2 separate regions of the Mus musculus genome follow, and region 2 is linked to region 1. Evidence: chromatin loops called from intact Hi-C (ENCODE). Cell type or tissue: gastrocnemius. All regions are shown on one strand. Each heading gives the region's core, and the rest is flanking DNA. Links, peaks and the distances in the headings are about the cores only.

Evidence for each region. Peaks named below come from ENCODE experiments on the same cell type or tissue, not always from the same donor. Only the 100,000 strongest peaks of a DNase experiment are listed, where the experiment ranks them.
Region 2: a loop joins it to region 1, with 8 times the contacts of the local background. A loop is called at or near these places in 29 of 42 quality-filtered maps.

The regions. Positions count from the first base shown.
Region 1 is chrX:20,330,973-20,341,771 of GRCm38, forward strand. No RefSeq gene overlaps it. Among named protein-coding and RNA genes, the nearest start is that of Rp2, 28 kb to the right of the region's middle. In gastrocnemius, for the core only: a CTCF peak has its summit at 4,967 (motif pointing left); a DNase peak (open chromatin) is centred at 4,953.
Region 2 is chrX:20,157,757-20,168,555 of GRCm38, forward strand. Slc9a7 (solute carrier family 9 (sodium/hydrogen exchanger), member 7) reads right to left here. Exons shown (of 17, transcript NM_177353.4): 6 at 8,252-8,357; 7 at 7,174-7,315; 8 at 4,678-4,783; 9 at 4,388-4,476; 10 at 4,172-4,285; 11 at 1,876-1,987; 12 at 1,059-1,212. Among named protein-coding and RNA genes, the nearest start is that of Chst7, 100 kb to the left of the region's middle. In gastrocnemius, for the core only: CTCF peaks have their summits at 4,123 (motif pointing right) and 4,752 (motif pointing right); a DNase peak (open chromatin) is centred at 4,739; H3K27ac peaks cover 401 bases.

The DNA.
Region 1 (10,799 bases), core at 3,006-8,005:
AGCCCCCAATGGAGGAGCTAGAGAAAGCACCCAAGGAGCTGAAGGGGTCTGCAACCCTATAGGTGGAACAATAATATGAACTAACCTGTGCCCCCCAGAGCTGTGTCTCTAGCTGCATATGTAGCAGAAGATTGCCTAGTTAGCCATCATTGGGAAGAGAGGCCCCTTGGCCTTGCAAACTTTATATGCCCCAGTACAGGGGAATGCAAGGGCCAAGAAGTTGGAGTGGGTGGGTAGGGGAGCAGGGCAGGGGGAGGGTATAGCAGACTTTTGGGATGGCATTTGAAATGTAAATGAAGACAATACCTAATTTAAAAAATAAATTAAAAAAAAAGATTAGGACTGGGGGAAGAAGAGAGATGTGGGATGTTATCAGTGTGAAAGGTGAACAAAAAAATTAAAGATTTTGATATTTGCCACCAAAAAAATTGCCATGAGTAATTTTTAACTCCTAGAGAATAAGTAAATAACCACCTATTAATTTCCTGATCCAGTGGGATTTCTAATAAAGGTTTACAAATACATAAAAAAGAAATGTAAATGAAGAAAATATCTAATAAAAAATTGAAAAAAAAGACAAAAGAACACACATGATATGCACTCACTGATAAGTGGATATTAGCTCAGAAGCTCAGAGTCCCCAAGATACAGTTTGCAAAACACATGAAACTCAAGAAGGAAAACCAAAGTGTGGATACTTCAATCCTTCTTAGAAGTGGGAACAGTTGACCAATGGCTAAGTTAAACAATCACAACCACAACTGTATTATGGCTCCCAAATCTTTTGATTCTTCTTCCCTTGAGAAGCATGGCCTGTGGGCTGTGGTGGCACACTTCTTTGGTTCCAAAACCCAGGAGGCAGAGGCAGAGGCAGAGGCAGAGGCAGAGGCAGAGGCAGAGGCAGAGGCAGAGGCAGAGGCAGAGGCAGAGGCAGAGGCAGAGGCAGAGGCAGAGGCAGAGGCAGAGGCAGAGGCAGAGGCAGAGGCAGAGGCAGAGGCAGAGGCAGAGGCAGATGGATCTCTGAGTTTGAGGCCAGTCTGGTCTACAGAGTGTGTTCCAAGACAGCCACAGCTATACAAAGAAAGAAGAAGAAGAAGAAGGAGGAGGAGGAGGAGGAGGAGTAGGAGGAGGAGGAGGAGGAGGAGGAGGAGGAGGAGGAGGAGGAGGAGGAGGAGGAGGAGGGGGGAGGAGGAGGAGGAGGAGGAGGAGGAAGAGGAGGAGGAGGAGGAAGAGGAAGAGGAAGAATTTTTTTAAAGTGATTCATGTGGAAGGGTCCAGCCCACCATAGTGAGTGTCACCCATGACCAAGTGAGGAGCAAGCCAGTACACAACATTCTTCTTTAGTATTTGCTTCAGTTCCTGCCTCCACGTTGCTGCCCTGATTGAGTGTCTGCCTCATCTTTCCCTGAGAATAGACTGTGGTATGGAAGTACAAACCAAATAAACTCTTTCCTCCCAGGTTGATTTTACTCCTGGTGTTTGATCACAGCAGTAGAGCCAACTAGAACAGAAATAGTGTGACATCTTAACATGATCATACAACATATAGTGGTCACTGGCTTCGTCACCATTTCAAAATACCTAGTAGAGAAATGTTTGTAAGGATTCTAAACTTTGAGGTCCTGACTCAGTATAAAGAAAGTCCAAGTAATTTGAGGCCACCATGATGTGGGGCAGGGCAGGTCACATAGAGGACATCTCATCAAAGTGCCCAGCTAACAGTATACAAAGCTAACAGCCAGACACGTGAATAATGACTTATCAAGATTTGATTCCCCAGGCATTGAGTCACCACAGCCACCAAATCTTCCTAGCTGCACACATTGTGAAGCAGAAGTTAATGACTCCCACTGTGCTCTGTCTGAATTCCTGAGCCACAAAATTCATGGGAACAGTAAAATGGTTATTGGAAGTCACTAAGCTTGGAGGTAATTTGTTTCTGAGCAATAGTAAGCAGAATACACAGGCTACAGAGCTGAGTGTGCTAAATGCTCAAGACCATCTGTGCACACTTGCAGAGTATGCTCTCAGGCATTCTCTGGCTCTGCAGGAACCTGGAAATAGCTCAAAGAAATCCTCCCATATGGAGATTTGACAAGAGACTTTTCGAGATTTCAAGTATCATTTTTAAAATCCACTGTATGGTTTTTCAAGATGCAAGTATGTGACAAATGGAGTCCAAGAGTGAAGACAGGTCTAAGAAAGTGGCAAGTTAGTCACTCGACATGCTTTCTGAGCCGAAATACTTTGTGAATGTTTTGCAATTTCATCTAGTTGGCATCAAGTTTTTGTTTACTTTTGTATTGGCCAAACTCAGGATACAAGTTCACCCAGTTATATGAGTCAGGAAGCATATCAAGTAATCTTAGGTAAATAACTTTTAAAGCTAAAAACTTTTTTGAAGGAAGATAATCTCCCCGCAGATAATATTTCTAGATTCTCTCCAAAGAGCAGTGCATATGTATTGGTGTTTAAGAAACCCAAATGAAAGAAGTTCATTTCTTTTTGTGACAGCTGATAGAATTTATATTGTTAACAAGCAGAAGTAAGGACTTCCACTTTAGCTTTTAATTAGAAGAGCTCAACGACAGGAAAGAGGAGGGAAAACCACCGACCTCTCCACAGGTCAGGATGTGCCTGGTAATAAGTAACGCTTCTGGAAAAGTCTAAAGCCAAATTTCCCTGATATTCAATACGGCTCAAATTCCACAGGCTAAGATAATGAAAATGCGCACTTTATTATTCGTAATGTCATTCTAGACATTTAAAGTAACCAGATACTTAGGGAAGTAGTTGGAGACCAGTTTCCAAAAATATCCCTCAAGGTTGAAGGACTTTGTAGAACAGCTGGCTCCACACTTCAGGCAATCCGTTCTCCTAACCTGATTCTGATTTGCTAAACATGAAACCTGTGTATTGTAAATGATGTCTCTTTCTATTTTGTGATATTGGGAATCTTATCAAAAATAGTATGACAACGTAATGAAATCTAATACTGCGTGTGCTAATTAAAAACAAATTTTTTAAAATGATGGGGCAAGACAAGATGAAGGGAGAGAAAGCTCAGTGGCAGTCCCTGCCATTTCTGTCAGTCAATAGCATCATCCTCCTGTGTCACAAAGCTAAGAAATAGGACAGGAACTGTTATCCTCAGATAGAAAGCTAAAGACAGGGAACAGAAGTAACTGCCTACACTCATGTAATTAGAAAGGGACAGGGTCAGATTTTAAAGAGGGGAGCCTTTCATTATAAGACAATATTGCTTATTTGAATGAAAGTTAATAAAGATGGGGCCCAAAACAGTAAAAAAAAAAAAAAATTGAGAGCTACCTACCACTTCCAAGGGGAAACAAATGGATCAAGTAGATGATGAGCCCCAGGTTCATCCTTTTCTCTTCCAGCCACCCAGCATCTGCCCTTGTTATCCCAGGCACCTCCCACCTTTCTACCAAGTCTTCACATACTTTATCCACCTCTACCACAGACAACCCTTTCATTCCATACGCTAGTTAAGAGAATCTCAAAAGGTAATGAATTTCCACAAGGGAGCTATGTAAATTGCAATGTACCATCCAAATGTGAGGTATTTCTATTAGTTTTATCCTAACTTGGACTCATATCCTGTACCAACACATTCCCTAGAATGGCTTATACTGCCTTAACGAACAGAACAGATGCAATATACTTAGGAAAAAAATCCCTAAATATTGGAGAAATGTGTCTGGCATAGCGTTCATAGTGATGAGCATTTAACTACAGAGTTGAGTCATATTGAATATATTCACATGATTGTGCAACTATCACCATCATCCATCTCTAGAACTTTTTGATCATAAAAAACCCACATATTCTGCACTTACTTAAAATTAATTTCCCATTCTCCTGCCCTATAATCACCATCAACCACAATTCTATCTTTTTCTCTACGAATTTAACTACTCTAGCATGCCTATCCTCTGAGAGGCTCTACCAACAGCTGACTGACAGAAATACAGGTACTCACAGCCAAGTATTATACAGAGGTCAGGGCCCCTATTGGAAGGGTTAGGGGAAAGATTGAAAGCCTTAAAGTGGATGGCAACTCCACAGGAAGACCAACAGTGTCAACTAACCTGGACCCCTGGGAGCTCACAGAGACTGAGCCACAAACCAAAGAACATACACATGCCGTTCTGAGCCACCAACCTCCCTCCCCCACACACTTATATGTAGCAGAAGATTGCCTTGTCTGGCCTCAGTGGGAGAGGATGCGCTTAATCCTGTAGGGACTTGATGCACCAGGATAGGAGGATACGGGGGGGGGGGGGGGGCGGGGGGACTCTATCAGAGGTGAAGGGGAGGGGGGATAGGATGGGGGTAACATTTGGGATATTAATAAATAAAATAACTAATTAAAAAGATACTATCTTCAGCATACATGCATGTTATAGCAAGTGTCCAGAATTCCCTTCCCCATTAAGGCAACTAAAGTATCATTATATGAATATACTACATATTATGCATATGAGCAAATGTTCATGGACATTTATGTCACTTTCACTTATCCTTAGACTTTAAAAATCAGTGCCACCAGCAACCCATCCAGAAAGCAATGGCCTCCACCCCTTCTGATCTACTTCCTACTCTGTACTGTTATTTGAGTGTCACAACATAAGCCCCACCTTCTCTCCTTGTCCTGTGCCTTCCTCCTTGCCTTGGGCATGGCTTCACTCTTCTAACACCCTTCCCAGCTTAATCTTCCACACACCCCTGCTACCTGCCAATCACTCCAACTCCTGAGCCCTTGGTTTTACACATTGAGCTCTCATTCTAAGCTTCTAAAGGACCCTGTCGTTTTTATTCTTGCCAAGAAACGAACTATATTCTCTATCAACCTTCCAGATACTGGTTCTTAAGCCCACAGCCCCAGGTTACAGCCAGGCTTGGAGCTTTAAATTCCTCTGATATGGCTCCCTCCTGCCACCTGCTGGCCACAAACACCAATGGGATTGTTTTCTATTCAAAGGAAATCCTTCTCATTTTAATGCTTCTGACCTTAGTGACATTTCCATTACAGAATGTGACATTCCACTGTGTAATTAAATTTTTCCTTACAATATCTTCACTCTCCTGTTTTTAAAAGAAGATCTTTTAGAAAACCCATGTGTGAGTCACAGAGATTCTCATCAGACTTGGCAGAAGATAAAGAAAAAAAAATCCACTCTGTACTTGGACACTTCAATTTGCAAAATGGTAAGGGTCTCACTATATACATTACTTCTCAAAAGCTTTCTGAGAGCAGTCATGTTATAGTCCAGATGAATAATCTTCCTAGTTTGATTTCTTTTGCTATGATAAAGACCATGACCAATAACAACTTGGAGAGGAAAAGAGGGTTTATTGGGCTCGCAGGCACCAGTCACAGTCCATTCTCAGGGAAACCAAGGCAGGAACTCAAGAGGGTGAGGTACCTAGAGGCAGGAACTGAAGCAAAGGCCATGGAGGGGTGCTGCTTACTAACATGTTTCCCATGGCTTTGTTCAGCCTGCTTTCTGATCACACACCCATGGGTGACACCACTCTCAGTAGCTGAGGCCAGCTTGATTTACATAGCAAATTCCAGGCCAGCAAGGACTACATAGTGAAACCTTATTTTTAAAAAATAGATTTGAGGCAGGGCAGTGGTGGCACATGCCTTTAATCCCAGCACTTGGGAGGCAGAGGCAGGCCTGAGTTCGATTTCTGAGTTCAAGGCCAGACTGGTCTACAGAGTGAGTTCCAGGACACAGATAAACCCTGTCTCAGAAAAAAAATAGATTTGGGGACTTGAAGATATTATGGTTTGGATTTGTAATGTCCCCTATAAGCCATTTATTAAAGGCATGGTCAACAGTCTGTGGTGCTCTTAGGGCACGGTAGAACCTTTAAGGAATGTGGCTTTCTCAGAGGAAGTTAGGTCATTGTGGGTGTGCCTATGAAAGAGATTCCAGCCACCTCTTGTGCGTCTATTTTGCTTCTCAGTCACCATCTACCATGCACTCCCATTAAGATTTACTGTGCTACCACACAGGCCAAAAGAAACAGGTCAAAGTGACAGCCCTTGCTTAGCATGTATGAGGTTGCATCCCAGCACCACAAAAACATCAGCATATGTTTAGTACTTGCATATGGAAAAAAACAGGCAAATCAACCCATGCAATGTCAGGTGAATGTCTTTGTTGTTCTTTTGCTTTGTTTTTATTTGTATTGGATATTTTCTTTATTTACATTTTAAATGTTATTCACTTTTCCTGTCCCCCCCCCAAAAAAAAATCCTATCCCACCCCTCCTCCCCCTGCTTCTATGGAGATGGTCCTCCACCCACCCACCCAATCCCACCTCCCCACCCTCAATTCCCCTATAATGGGGCATCTATTGAGCATTCATAGGACCAAGGGCCTCTCCTCTCATTGATTCCTGACAAGCTCATCCTCTGCTACATATGCAGCTGGAGCCATGTGTACTCCTTGGTTGGTGGCTTAGTCCCTGGGAGCTCTGAGGGTACGGGTTAGTTCATATGGTTGTTCCTCCTATGGGGCTGCAAACCCCTTCAGCTCCTTCAGTCCTTTCCCTAACTCCTCCATTGGGGACCCCGCACTCAGTCCAATGGTTGGCTGCGAACATCTGCCTCTGTATTTGTAAGGCTCTGGCAGGGCCTCTCAGGAGACAGTTATATCAGGCTCCTGTCAGCAAGCACTTGTTGGCATATGCAATAGTGTCTGGGTTTGGTGACTGTATATGGGATGGAACCCCAGGTAGGAAAGTCACTGGATGGCCTTTCCTTCCGTTTCTGCTCCAAACATTGTCTCTGTATCTCCTCCCATGGGTATTTTGATCCCCCTTCTAAAAAGGACTAAAGGGTCCATACTGTGGTCTTCCTTCTTCTTGAGTTTCATGTGTTTTGCAAATTGTATCTTGGGTATTCTAAGTTTCTGGGATTATATCCACGTATCAGTGAGTGCATATCATGTGTGTTCTTTTGTGATTGGGTTACCTCACTCAGGATATTTTCTAGTTCCATCCATTTGTCTAATAATTTCATAGATTCATTGTTTTTAATAACTGAGTAGTACTCCATTGTGTAAATATACCACATTTTCTGTATCTGTTCCTCTATTTAGGAACATCTGGGTTGCTTTCAGCTTCTGACTATTATAAATAAGGCTGCTATGAACATAGTGGAGCCTGAGTCCTTGTTATATGTTGGAGAATCTCTTGGGTATATGCCCAGGAGTGGTATAACTAGATAATACTATGTTCAATTTTCTGAGGAACCGCCAGACTGATTTCCAGAATGGTTGTACCATCTTGCAATTCCACCAACGATGGAAGAGTGTTTGTTCTTCTTTCTCTACATCCTCACCAACATCTGAGTATTTAATCTTAGCCATTCTGATTGGTGTGAGGTGGGATCTCAGGGTTGTTTTGATTTGCATTTCCCCGATGACTAAGGATGTTGAACGTTTCTTTAGGTGCTTCTCGGCCATTCGATATTCCTCAGTTAGTGTCTCTGTATGTAGCCCTGGCTGTTCTGGACCTCACTATATAGACCAGGCTGGCCTTGAACTCACAGAAATGCTTCTCCCTCCACCTCCAGAATGCTGGAATTAAAAGCCATGTGCCATCATGCTAGGCCATATTTATTGTTCTTACAGAACTCTGGTGATGAAATTGCTAAATAATTCTCATTAATATATGTTAGTCCTCAAACAAATGCCAGTAGACTGAATCAATGTAAAGCATCTCAAAAATTGCATCAGATCTTAATAAAATAAAACAATTATTAATTAAATTCAATATCACAAAATATTTTAACCCTAGATTATTACCTTAGTATTAATTTCTAAGTCATATTTATCTGTTTACTCATTGTGTATGTGCACATGGGTGTGCCTGTGCACGTGTGGAGGTCAGAAGAAAATTTGTAGGAATCCTGGTACCAGATGGGTCCTGGAAATTGAACTCATCAGTCTAGGTAGCAAACACCTTTACTTGCTGAGCCATCTCATGGGTACCTTACTCGTGATTTACTCTGCTGTACCACACACTGTTTCTTTTCATCAACATATCCTCACTTTACATAGAAGGAAAGTGAAGCTCAAAACATTAATTTGTCTGTGATTACAGGTTCTTGGGACTCACTTCAGCAATCTGATTCAAACAAGAAAATGAAATTTCTACATGTTAACCTCACTTTCAGTTGTGTTTGCAGCCTTCACAGCACTGCCGCAGCTCTCTAATTCCAGCACCACCTCTCATTTGCTGAGCTCCAGCTGAAGGCGACGTGAGGGTAAGGAGATGCCCATACCATGGCTCTTACAAAGCAGACTGCACACAAATCCAACGGTGGTAAAGCATCCAGGAAAGAACTGCCTACAAAAGCCGCTCGCAAAAGGGCATCCTCTACTGGAGGGGTGAAGAAACCTCATCGTTACGGGCCTGGTACTGTAGCACTCCATGAAATCAGAAGCTATCAGAAGTCCACTGAACTTCTGATTAGCAAGCTCCCCTTTCAGCATCTGGTGCAAGAAATTGTTCAGGACTTCAAAACAGATCTGCGCTTCCAGAGTGCAGCTATTGGTGCTTTGTGGAAGGCAAGTGAGGCCTATCTGGTTGGCCTTTTTGAAGATACCAACCTGTGTGCTATCCATGCCAAATGTGTAACAATTACGCCAAAAAAATTTCCAGCTAACACGCTGCATATGTGGAGAACATTCTTAAGAGTCCACTATGAGGGGAAACATTTCATTCTCAAAAAAAAATTTTCCTCTTCTTCCTGTTATCAGTAGTTCTGAACATTAGATATTTTTCCCAAGGGGTCAAAGGTACCTAAGTATATGACTGCGAGTGGAAGCATAGGGGACAGAATCAGGTATTGGCAGTTTCTCCACATTCACTTGTGTGTACATTTTTAATATAAATGCAAAATGTAAAGCATTAATGCAAGCAAAATATTTCGGTAAACACATTTCAACAGTTCAAATTTATAACAATTATAAATAAACCTGTTAAAATTTTCTGGACAATTCCAGAATTTGGATTTTTTTTAAATAAGTGAATTTCTTATTGAGAGCAACTAAATGGTGTTTGTAGCATTTTTATCATACAGTAGATTCCATCCATTCACTATACTTTTCTTTGTTTTTAAAGACTTGTTTTATTTATTTCATGTATGTGAGTACACTGTAACTGTCTTGAGACACACCATAGGAGGGAATTGGATCACGTTACAGATGGTTGTGAGCCACCATGTGGTTTCTGGGATTTGAACTCAGGACCTCTGGAAGAGCAGCCAATGCTCTCAACCTCTGAACCCTCTCTCCAGCCCCAGAAATATGTATATGTTTTTAAAGATTTATTTTTTCCTTTTTTTAAGATTTATTTATTATATTTATATGAGTACATTGTAGTTGTTTTTAGACATACCAGAAGAGGGCATCAGACCTATTACAGATGGTTGTGAGCCACCATGTGGTTGCTGGGAATTGAACTCAGGATCTTAGGAAGAGCAGTCAGTGCTCTTAACCGCTGAGCCATCTCTCCAGCCCGATTTGTTTTTATTTATGGGGGCAGATGTCACATATGTGCAGGTACCTAAGGAGGCCAACAATGGGTATTGGGTTACTGGAACTGGAGTTACAGGCATCTGATGTAGGTACTTGGTACTGAACACAAGTCCTCTGGAATAACAAATATACACTCTTAACCACAGTCATTTCTTCAGCCCAGGAGTCTGTGTTTTTAATAAGCTCACCATCCAGTTTCAGAACAATAATCCAATTCAGGCTATATAACCTCTCATCTAAGTAATGACATGCCACTTCCCCTACCCTGTGTTCTCTCTCTCTCTCTCTCTCTCTCTCTCTCTCTCTCTCTCTCTCTCTGTCTCTCTCTCTCTCTCCCTCTCTCTGTTTTCAGGTTTTTTTTCAAGTCTCAGTACAACCTAAACTGGCCTCCAAGTTGCTATTTGCTTCTCACAGCCTCCAAAGTGTTGAGATTACAGGTGTGTGCAGCCACACATGGTTATTTATGTGCCTTTTGGAAGTATGTTCTTAAATATATGTGACCCCAATCTTGTCTTGTCTCTGCTTCCTAGCTACTGTTAATTCTACCAAACAAGAGTAAAGACCACTACCAAAATTAGTCGAATTCATAGCAAACCTTTTTATATGTGCACAATATAGCTGGTCTGGTGACCTTTTTCAATGATTCTGTCAGTCCTCTAGGAAAGAGGCACAGCCTGTTTCTCTCCCCTTAATCTGATCTTGTAATTTACTTTTACCAGTAGAAGGATGGAAATAATGTGTCAGTTCCATGGATTCTTGTACATTCCATTCATAGGTAGATGTTGTTAGATTAGTTGGACCACAGTAAGTCGTTTTAATAAATCCCTTTTTATACATAAAGAGAGATTTCATTCTATAAGTTCTGTCATTTCGGTTCCATGCCCGGGTCTTAAGAGACCTGGCAACTTCCTTTTTTACTTTAGAAATTATGCATAACATAACTGTGATACCCAGCTAAAAGTCTCCACCAACTTCAAAGCTATATGACCAAGGATATCTAGATCCCTTTACCACTGTGGGGCTACCTCAACTGACACCACACAAAGAGGAGTCTAGAGGGGCCTGTATTAGTCAGGGTTCTCTAGAGTAACAAAATTTTTAGAATTAGTATTTCTCCCTTACAGGTTGTGGCCCAGCTAATCCAACAAGGCTGCCTAAGAACATAATGTCCAAGAATCCTGTAGTTCTTCAGTCCATGAGGCTGGATGGTACAGC
Region 2 (10,799 bases), core at 2,561-7,560, 170 kb before region 1:
TAGAGAGTGACTCTTCAGGCATTTTCATTTCCCAATGCCTGGTTGAAGGGTCATAGTCACCCTGTGCAAAGGTAAAACTACAACAGGTGGCCAGAGTACATTCAGCAACACAGAATGCAGAGGCAGAGTTAACACTTGGATGTGGGGAACCCTGGCTGTACTCTGGCATAAGGCTTCATTTCACGTTGAGGAAAATTGGACCTCAAACACATGAGAGATCAGAGATCAGTCATTGTTGGGCTGTGGGTCTCTGGACTCCTGTTTCAGTCAGTGACTTTTTGACTATATGGTGCTATAGATCACAATATAGAAGTCAAACACCCTTCATAAAAAAATTTCCTGAGTCTGGGTATGGGGACAGTTGCCTCTAATCCTAGTGGTTGGGAAGTAGAAGCAGGAGGGTCAAGAAAAAAGAAAAAGAAAGAAACTGGTCAACATCCTTCTGTCCTGACAAAACCACATACAAAAGATGTCACAAGGCTATGATAGATGAGGGTTACATAGAAAACTAACTCACTCTTACTCTCTCTCTCTCTCTCTCTCTCTCTCTCTCTCTCTCTCTCTCTCTCTCTCTCTCTCTCTCCCAGAAGCAAGGAGAGGCATGGTGTACAAATTCCTAAGGAGGGGGGAACTCTACTTGAGTCTTTTAATGTCTGGCTAGGGAGCTTCTACTTCTGGGCCCAGCTTCCACCACAAAGAGACAGGAAACATCACCAGGGCTACATGTCTGTTCCTTTTTTCCTGTAGCTTTAAGACTTTGAACTGTTCTACAAAAGTCACTGTCCTGGTCAGAGCCAGCTCATCCTAATTTCCTGTGTGTGCTGACTATTTTGATTGTTTTCTTTTTTTAGAATTCAATGAAATTTTGTATCCTGTAAAATCTCCATACTTCAAATTTTAATTTAAAAAAATACACTCTCAAACACACACACACACATTGCTTAAGCCAAAAGAATGAAAACCTTTCACCAGTACAGCCTGCATGGCACACTGAACATTCTCAAGGATAGTGACAACTGACACATTCAGACACAAGATTGATTTGGTTATAAACTGACCTTATATTGAGCCATGACAACATGGGTGTCGTGCCTCCACCAATGACCCACACAGTGAAGAAGACAATGAGCAGTGTGGTTGTGAACATCATCTGGCGGGCATACGATGCCGTGTCACGGATAGCCAGTGCAAATGCCATCGCTCCTCTCAGGCCTGTGGCAACCAAACAGGAAGGTCTTCTGGTGATGTGAGGACATGGCAACAACTCCTCAAAATTAATTGTCACATGTGGGGGTAAAAGTTCTAGCCACATGCTCTGGGAGCCAGGATGTCTAACCCAGAGAGAATCGCCTTAGAAGTGCGCAATCTTCTTTGCAGCTGGCTTTCACAGAATTTCCAGTATGAGAAAAAAAGCACCATTTTGTACAGCACATTCTAGAACACTGGCTACTATTACTATTTAAATGGTTCTCTTGCTAGTGAGATGAAAGAAAGAGAAACATGCATAATAACGAGCTCTCTACGTCTTCTATCCCGTCAACAGAAATGCTGGCTGAGTATGAATATATCCGATGCACACTTGTGGAAAACAGGGTGTTATTTTTCTTAGCAAAGGAGAGAGTACCTCACTGAATAGTGAAAAGACAGGTTGACCTGTAGCAGGGTTTTTGAGACAGGGTCTTATATAGCACAGGCTGACCTCAAATTTAATATTTACCTAAGCATGTTTGAACTCCTGATCCTTTTACCTCCCCCTTCCTAGTCTGCGATTATACATATGTGCTACCAAGCCCAGTTGATTATATTTTAATCATATCACTGTTGGCTAAATAAAATGTATTTTCTTTATATATACATGTATGTATATATATTTACCTGAAAACATCATCATGTGTTGAAAATTCCAGCCAATCTTATGCCTTCTGCCCAAGTTGAGGAAGAAGGAGAGTGGGTAGATATGTGCAGCTCTTCCCAGGAAGATGGCAACCTGACCACCAGGTGATAAGGAGCCAACACATTTCCAGAACGACACTTCAAAACACTCTGATTGACCATAAAATTTGAGCAGCTACTCAGAGAAGCTTGATTTCCCCCTACAACAATCCCTCAGCAACAAAATGGGAGTCATTTGGTCAACTTTTCTACTTCTTAGTTCATTAATTTCAAGCTTATAAACACATTGTAACTTTTGAACTAAACTGAACTGGTATTGGCAGATTCCTCAATTTCTCAAAAAAATGAGCCCAGAAATAATCTAAAGTATGATAGCAGGAGCATGGGCTAAATGAAGCACACACTATGTTGGGCTCTATTTAAAAGAGAATGGCAAGAAAGAAAAGTAAGCCTAGATTCGAACTGTAGAAAGTTTGCTGGGAAAGAGCCAACAAGCTTCATTTGCAAGCAAACATCAGGGAGTTCAAGGCCCAGGGAGCTCAGGAAAATTAGAAGTGAAGAAACTGCGTATTCTTACCACAAACAGACATTCTCTCATACAAATTAACGCAGAGAGAGTTCTCTGCTTATGTAGCTTTACTGCTCCTTGGGAGTGTAAAATGTAGAAAAGGATGAATAAGAAAAAGGGGTTCTGCTGTGAAAAGCAAAGAATTCAGGGAAACTGGTCATCTTTTCCTTGCCAAGTTTAAACAGCACCCAACAGAGAGAGCTGCCCAATCCCCTGGTCAGAGAAGGAAACTCAGACAGGAGCCAGCAAACAGAGCTTCCGTCCAGCAATGCACCAGCTGCAGGAGCCACAGCTGTCTCAGACAGAAGCCAGGGACAAACTATCTTCTACTTCCTCCAGGGTAAAGTGCAAAGTGTTTTTCTGCCTTTTTTGTTTTTTCTTTCTCCTTTCCTTGTTTGATTTTGTTGTTAACAAAAGGAAATGACAGTGCTTGTAAAGCACATTCTACTCAGAGGTGAAAGAAAAAGCCTCAAGTGGTCAGAAGCCTTTTTGGACTCGCAGAGGATGTGGCTCACCCAGCCAAGAGGCCCTGATCTGTAAACAAGGCCCTCCTCCCACTATCTCTTCCAGGATGCCATGCAGGAAATACAAATCAAAGCAACATGCCAAGTCTTAGTGAAGGAAAGCCAATCCCACGGAAATTAAGCTGTTTTTTAGTGACTATGTGAAGCCACTCAGTAAGATCCTAACTAGGATTCTGGCACTGTCACTATCTAGCAGCTAAGGAGGGGCAGCCCTACACTCTTGCACATGAAACCAAATTCCCAGAAGAAAAAAAACATTCTTTCTAGAAGAGTTAAGGATTCCCATGAGGCCTTGAAAAGGCTAAATAAATAAATAAATAAATGTAAAAAATCAATAGGAACAGATCTTAAAAATCCTGCCCCAGAAAAGTGACTTCAGTGACAATAGTACAATGGTATCTAAGACCATGTGAGCAAAGCCATCAGCTGCTGAGCCACTCCAGGGCACTCACATCCCTCCCTCCTATCTAACCCAAGCACCCAAAATGCCCCACTTCTGAAATATTACATCCCCAAGGGTTGACGTCAAAGAAGTTTTATCTTTTCTTCTCATCCTCTTTCTCATTCCTTCCTCCTCCCCTTCAATTCTATCAGTTTTTTATCTGTTCTTTTTTCCTCATCTCTTCCTTCTTTCAAACCTCTCTTCCTTCCTGTTTTAGAAAAAACAAAGAAGTCTCTCCCAGCATAATCTAAGGGGCAGGGCAGCTTAGCTGAAAGTATGGACACTGTCTACACACACACAAAGGCAGCATGGGTTGGGGCTACCCAAGCTAGAATCTGCAGCTGAGAGCAAGAAGAGTGGAACCTTCTAATCACTAGAACCAGGGAACTGACTCTGTTACAGCTGACATGACAATAGCGACAATAGCATATCTACAATAATTCTGGGGTCTGGCATGGTTATTGACTTTTAGATCTAATCAGGACAGAACTCTACAAAACAAATGACTGCCCAACAAACACTAGCTTAGAACAGAGAATGCCAGAAAAAAAAAGACAGCCCTAGAAATCAAATATATTCAGCTTTAGGAAGCTTCCCACCCCCACTCCCTACCCCACTACAAATACACTGAACTAGAACGGACCCAGCTACCCATTCTAATCAGAGTCAGAATCCTCTTAGTAGTTGCATGCCTTTCCCAGCAGAGGTCACTTCTGTCTACAATGTCAAATAGGAAAAGGATACAAAAGCACCGATGATGAAAATGGGGCTGAAAACGTGTTTCTGGAAGGTGAACAGTGCCAGGCCCATGTAGGAAAAGATGAAGTTCTCTGCCAGGAAGTGTAACACCTCAAAAAGCTGCAGGAAGAAGGAAAAGGGAGGCTGTGAACACTGCATTCCTGGCTGCATTCCTCCTGTCCAGCTACTTGGCAGCCCAGCGGGCTCAAGGACCACTCTTACCTGCTTGCTTCGACTTCGAGATTCTACTGACAGGTTGTTATATGTGTAATGAGCTTGTGTAATCCCACAGAAAAGGACAGCTACAACACCTGTCAAAAAGAGTTTCTAAACGTCAATGGGAAAGACGAGACCAAAAAAATCTACTGACATGAAAATCCATGGCATGCGAGACTTGCCTAACTCCAATCCTCCTTCCCTCCCTCCCCCTACCGCCTTTCATCTGCTCCTCCCTCTTTTCCTCTCTCCCTCCCTCTCTTACAGGCCCTGCTGCAGCCCAGCAGTAAACCTACCTGTAAACCCACAGGCTTCCGCCAGGAGAAAGGTACTCCAGGACATCAGGAAAAAAAGCGCTGTCTCCAGCAGGGGGAAGCAGTGCAGCTTAGTAAACTTGGTCACGTCAGCACCAGGTTAAGGACAGCAGCTCTGGGCAGGGGCAGCAGGGACACTTGAGATCCCTATTCTTTTAGTCTGAGAGCCCCCTCTCTGAGGGCCAGCCATTCCCTATACATCCTTGGAGGGTCTTATCTCTTATTTTAAATGTTACAATGTTGGGATGGAACTTAAGAGCCCAAAATATGCTATGCTAGTACTCCATCCACCATTGGGCCACACATCCCTGACCAGATATTTATTAATTTGTTTGCTTGCTTGTTTATTTATTTATTTCCTTCCTTTCTTTTTGAGACAGGGTTTTTCTGTGTAGCCTTGGCTGGCCTGGAACTCACTGTGCATATCAGATTGGCCTTAAACTCACAGAGATCCACTGGCCTCTACCTTCCAAGTGCTAGGATTAAAGGTGACACAACCACACCCGGCTCAATTTTGAAGTAACATAAATTAAAAATTAAGCTTTCTGGTTACTGGTACTGTAGATGAATTGTAAGCACTTGCCTATCACATTAGAGGTCCTATATTTGATCATTCCTCTACCATACAAATTAAAGAAACCTTCCAGTAGAATACAGGTTACCAGGACCAGAGCCAGAGTGCAGAATTCCTGTTGAATTGGCACAGAGGGCCTGTCTGAGATGAGGAATAGCATTCTTGGAACAGGTAGCAGGAATGCCTAGACAATACAGGGAATTTAGTGTGAAACAGTTCACGTGTGTGTGTGTGTGTGATACACATGTTCGTGCTAAGCAAGCATGTAAAGGTCAGAGGATATCTTGTAGGAAGTAGTTTTCTTTCACCACATAGGCTCCAGGGATCAAGCTCAAGTCATTAGGCTTGGTGGCAAAAGCCCATAACTATTGTGCCATCTTGCTGGCTCCTGTACTTAATAACTAAATTGTGTACTGAAGCAATTTTTACTATATATTGTGTTTTTAAACTTAGTAAAGTAAGGAATTCAAAGAAATAGAATTATGTACCCTAAATGGGTGGGTTGGATAGTACATGAATTATTATGATGCTATGAGTAAATATGTTGCTACAGGTTTGACTTGACAGGTTAGTCCTCATAGAGCTGGAAGGCCTTAGGCAGGCCTGGGAAGACAGACTCGTCAGGCTCTGATCCCCATGGATCATTAAGACCTGATCCAGGTATGGGACAAAAGAGAAGAAGTCTGTAACTTCTGAGACAACAATGAGGTGCTGGGGTCTACTTTTAAGAACACCAGGGATCTCCCTTCTCCTACTGCCATTCAGTACACCATCAAAAGAACGATCAATCTAAGATTCTGATCTGAAAGCAGGAACTGAGAACTTGCTCTTTGCAAACTAATATGTGTGTGTGTGTAAAACCAAGTCACAAATAAGTTCACTGAGCAATTAAACCCTCAGTACCAGGGTCTTTAAACAAACCTATCTTAATTTGTGCTACTGACATAGAAACTACTGGCTACTTGTGGTTTCTCAACACTTAAAATGTAGTTAGTTAGGTATACCTGAGATTTTACAAAGAGCAAAAGACACATGTCTCAAAGACTAGAACAAAAACAAAATAACTAAAATTTCACTAATAATTTTTCCACATCATTACTGGCTGCATGTAAAATGGATATCTTATGTATTACACTCATTAGTAATGCCAATCAAAGAGGGTATTGTGATAGAAGATTCAGCACATATGTAAAGGAACTGCCAACTCTTTCCATGTTTTTCTCCTTTTGTTTGCTTGTTTGAAACTAAATATCATACCATCTTTTTTGCAATGGACTGTACAATAGGAAGTCTAGTAATTCCCATCAATGGCTCCAGGCTAGTTATGGCTACCTGAACAGCAGACAGCACCAGGCTAAAGTGCTGTCCAACTAGTGGCCACTGATTATAAGCCTCCTCTGGATTCCTCACTCTCTTCAGCCCTATGATTGACGTCCCAACTGCGTTATAAGAAAGGGGGAGAAGCAGCAGAGGTAAGGACAAAGAGAGTTAAATTCCCCATCTTTAAATTTTTATTTGGTATATTATGTTTCATTGTATATATGTTTGATTGCATTTTCCATCCTTCCTCGCATTCTCTTTGGACAGAATTTATTTTACTTATCCTTTAACAATTTCATACATGCTAACAATGTACTTTGATCATGTACACCCCAATACCCTCCCCCATTTCACTACCAATTTTTCTATAACTCGGAGAGTCCAATTTCCTAGAGGTTTTTCTCAGATTCTTACTTGGGGGCTCAATCACTACGCATGACCCATCTTATCGGTAGTACCACGTCTCAAGAGAACGATCAATCTAAGATTCTGATCTGAAAGCAGGAACTGAGAACTTGCTCTTTGCAAACCTAATATATATGTGTAGCAAGGCAGGGGCCAAAACATTTTTTTAAAAAGGATATTAGAGCAGTAACAACACCAGTTACAGCTCCCATGGTAAAAGAGCCACTAAATATACCTAGGAAAATGCCAACTGACTTAAAAAAGGCAGCAGCATCAAACGCATGAGTGTTTAGTCCTGCTGGTTGATAGGCAACAATAGACCTGTAGAGGAAAGAGAGAGAGAGAGAGAGAGAGAGAGAGAGAGAGAGAGAGAGAGAGAGAGTTAGTTTTTTTTTTAAAAGACCACACTGGTTTTACAACACGGAACAGTGAGCAGGCCCCACCCCCACCCTCCTTGACTATTTTAGTTTCCATAGTTCTAGTTCCCCAAGGTCACCTCAGTCTAAGAATATCAAGTAGGAAATTCCAGAAATAAACTATTTATAAGTTCTAAATTGTATACTCTTCTCAATCGCATAATGAAACCTCAAATCATCTGGCTGAATCTGCCCATGACTTGAATCATTACTTTGTGAATATATTCCTACAGTATATGCTACTTGACTATTAGTTCCTTAGAAACAATGTGTTGAGGTTATCAGACTGCAGCACTTATGTACAAACAACCTTTATTTTACTTGGTAATGCTTCCAAAGAGAAAGAGTAGTGTTGCTGACATTTTGGATCTGACAAAGAGAAACCATAAAGTGTCACATATAAGTAAAAAGATGAAAATACAATTAAGCACAACTTTTAACAATTAAAACACATTATTATAATTGTTCTACTTTATTATTAGTTATTGCTAACTTTCCATTTGTCTAATTTATACACTGAAGTTTATCATAGGTATGTATTTGTTTTTATATATGTATATATGCATGTATATGTGGGAATATCATAAACAGGGTTCATTATCATCCATGATTTCAAGCATTCACTAGCAGTCTTAAACTGTATTCCTGGAAGATAGACTCTCTGTAACTGAAAATATCAATAAACATGGTCTGCCAAGCACTGACCAGAGAAAATACATTTAATTTAAGCTGCAGCCACCATGCTATGCTGGTGTCAGCATCCTGAATGCTGCTGAGGGACAGAGCCAGAAACATTAGCCCACCTGCCTCCTCCCCCAACCCTACAAAAATAGTTACTTACGAGGATAGTACAATGGCAACTGCATCATTCAGGACACTCTCTCCAAACAGAAGAGCATAAAGATCCACATCTGCATGTAGTTCGTTAAAGATTGCCAGCACAGTCACTGAAATGCATGCCCAAAGCACAGAAATTAGTTTTGGTTTCTGCTCTTAAACCACTGGCTCCAGATTTTTAGAAGCTATTTTATATATTAAGTGGGACAAGGTGACTTGGTAGCCAGCAAATGAATCAAAGACAGATGATTTGTCTGATGGGAGGTAAACCCAGATGAGGTTTGATGTGGTCATTGAGACTGAAGATGCCTGCACCTGAGTACACTACTGTCTGTCCTACTCCCGCCATACATCAAAAATATGTTCTATAGAACTGGAGGAAGCACTTATATAATTTGTCTCTTTTGTGGGTTGGCAAATGTTTAAAGACAATTCTATCGTATTTTTTGACCTCTATGATCCCAAAACCCAGCACCAAGTCAGGGAACAGAGAAGACTGTGATCAAGGCTTTGCCCATGCAAATAGCTGTAATTATACTTGTTAGGGGGTAAAGAACTAAGAAAGGGTCTCTTATATAGCTCAGGCTGGCCTGGGACTCACAATCCTCCTGCCTCACTTCCTTGATTGTTGAGATTACAGATATGAATCCCCATGCTTAGTCCATAATTATACTTCTGTCAGTTTTTATATTTCTGAAGCTCTTAAGAATCAACTGTTCTCTGAATTAGTAGTTCTCCAATTTTTAACCTCTAAACTCTTTTATATTCTAGAGCCTATGCTCCCAATGCTGATATTTATTGTATTGACTAAAGCAGAAAAATAAGTATTTGTGCATTTAAAATAACAATGACCTTTTATGCACTAACATGAAATATTTTAATAAAAACTACACTTTATAAAATAAAATCAGAAAGGAAGGCATTGGTCTACATTTTTATAAATCCCTTCAAACTCTTAGATTAACAGAAGGCAGATGCTTCTCACAGTTGTTTCTATATCTAAGGGACAGATATCATTTTCTTGCACAACCTCTAGAAAATCCCACTGTACACATGGGAAAGAAGAGAGTAAAAGGGACAAATAACGTATTGATGTTATTATGAAATCACTTTTGGCCTGGTGGCCCGTGAAAGGGTTCTTGGCACCCCCAAGCATACCCAGAGCATACACACTGTGATTTACTGCTAGAGCATGGTTTCTCAACTTTAGTTTTACTGGTGTTTGGGACCAGATAATGGCTTTCCTGTAGGAGCTGATCTGTGTACCTCACTATGGTTACCCATATCCCTGGCTTCCATCAGCTGGAAAGGATAGAGAAGAAGGCTAGACACAAGCATCCAGCTTACCTCCACAAGGCAATAAAGGTACTACTGAAACTCAGAAGGAGTATGGTAGAAACATGAAGGTCCTAGATGCCCAGCTGGGACAGAAGTCATGGTACCAGGCCACTGGTAAGATTCAAGATAAACATCTATTTTTGTTTAAGCCAGTATCGGCCAGGTTTTTCTGGTATATATAGCCAAAAGCACCACTACTTATGGAATTAGAACACCAAACCAAATATTTAGTTTAGTAAGTGTAAGCAAGTCAATTTTCTTACCAACAACCAATTCAAGAATTTGCCAGCCCCCTTCATTCAAAATACCCACTGTGTGAATTTTATAGTGACCTTTTTTCCTTTCTTTATAGTTTAGTCACCCAAATACATATCCTCTGACACTATCATTTTATTCTACACATTTTAAAGAAAATGGACTTTAAAAAAACAAAACAAAACAAAACAAACAAACAAAAAACCTTCTTCACCATGCCAGGCTTCCCCTCAATCCCCTTCTAGCTCTGTTTTAAGGGGCTTCATAATTTAGTTCTCTGGTGTAACAACTTTTCAAGCCTGAGACATAGAGTTTTTTTGTAATGCCTATCAATCATTTTTTTATTTGCTTGTTTGTTTGCTTTTGTCTTTTGGGACAGTGTTTTGTTGTGGTTTTTTTTTGTTTGTTTGTTTGCTTTTATAACAGAAATGGCTGTCCTGGAACTCACTCTGTAGACAGGGCTGGCCTCAAACTCACAGAGATCTGCCTGCTTCTGCCTCCTGAGTTCTGAGATTAAATGTGTGTGCCACTACTACCTGGCCTGTGTAAACCTAGCTAACCTTGAACTCACAGAAATCCACCTGCCCCCATCTCCCAAGTGCTAGAATAAGGGCATGTACCACCACACCTGGCTGTCTATCACTTTCTTAATTTCCCTTAATAACTTTTAGAATCTGATCGCTTGGGACGGCCCCATTTTCCTAGTCTGACATCATTATCGTAGCTTTCATATCCAAGTATGATTTTAATTTCATTTTTCCTAATGTTTACATGTTGTTCAACCTCAACTTGATTGTGTTACTTATATTTAATTAAGGTGTGTCATGGGTAGTGTATAGGCTCCTTTTTCTAGGCAGTGCTTTAAATAAGAATATCCTCCATAGGCTCATGTATTTAAATACTTCTTAGCCAGCTAGTGGTGCTGTTTGGGGGGGGGGGGGGATTATGGCACCCTTAGA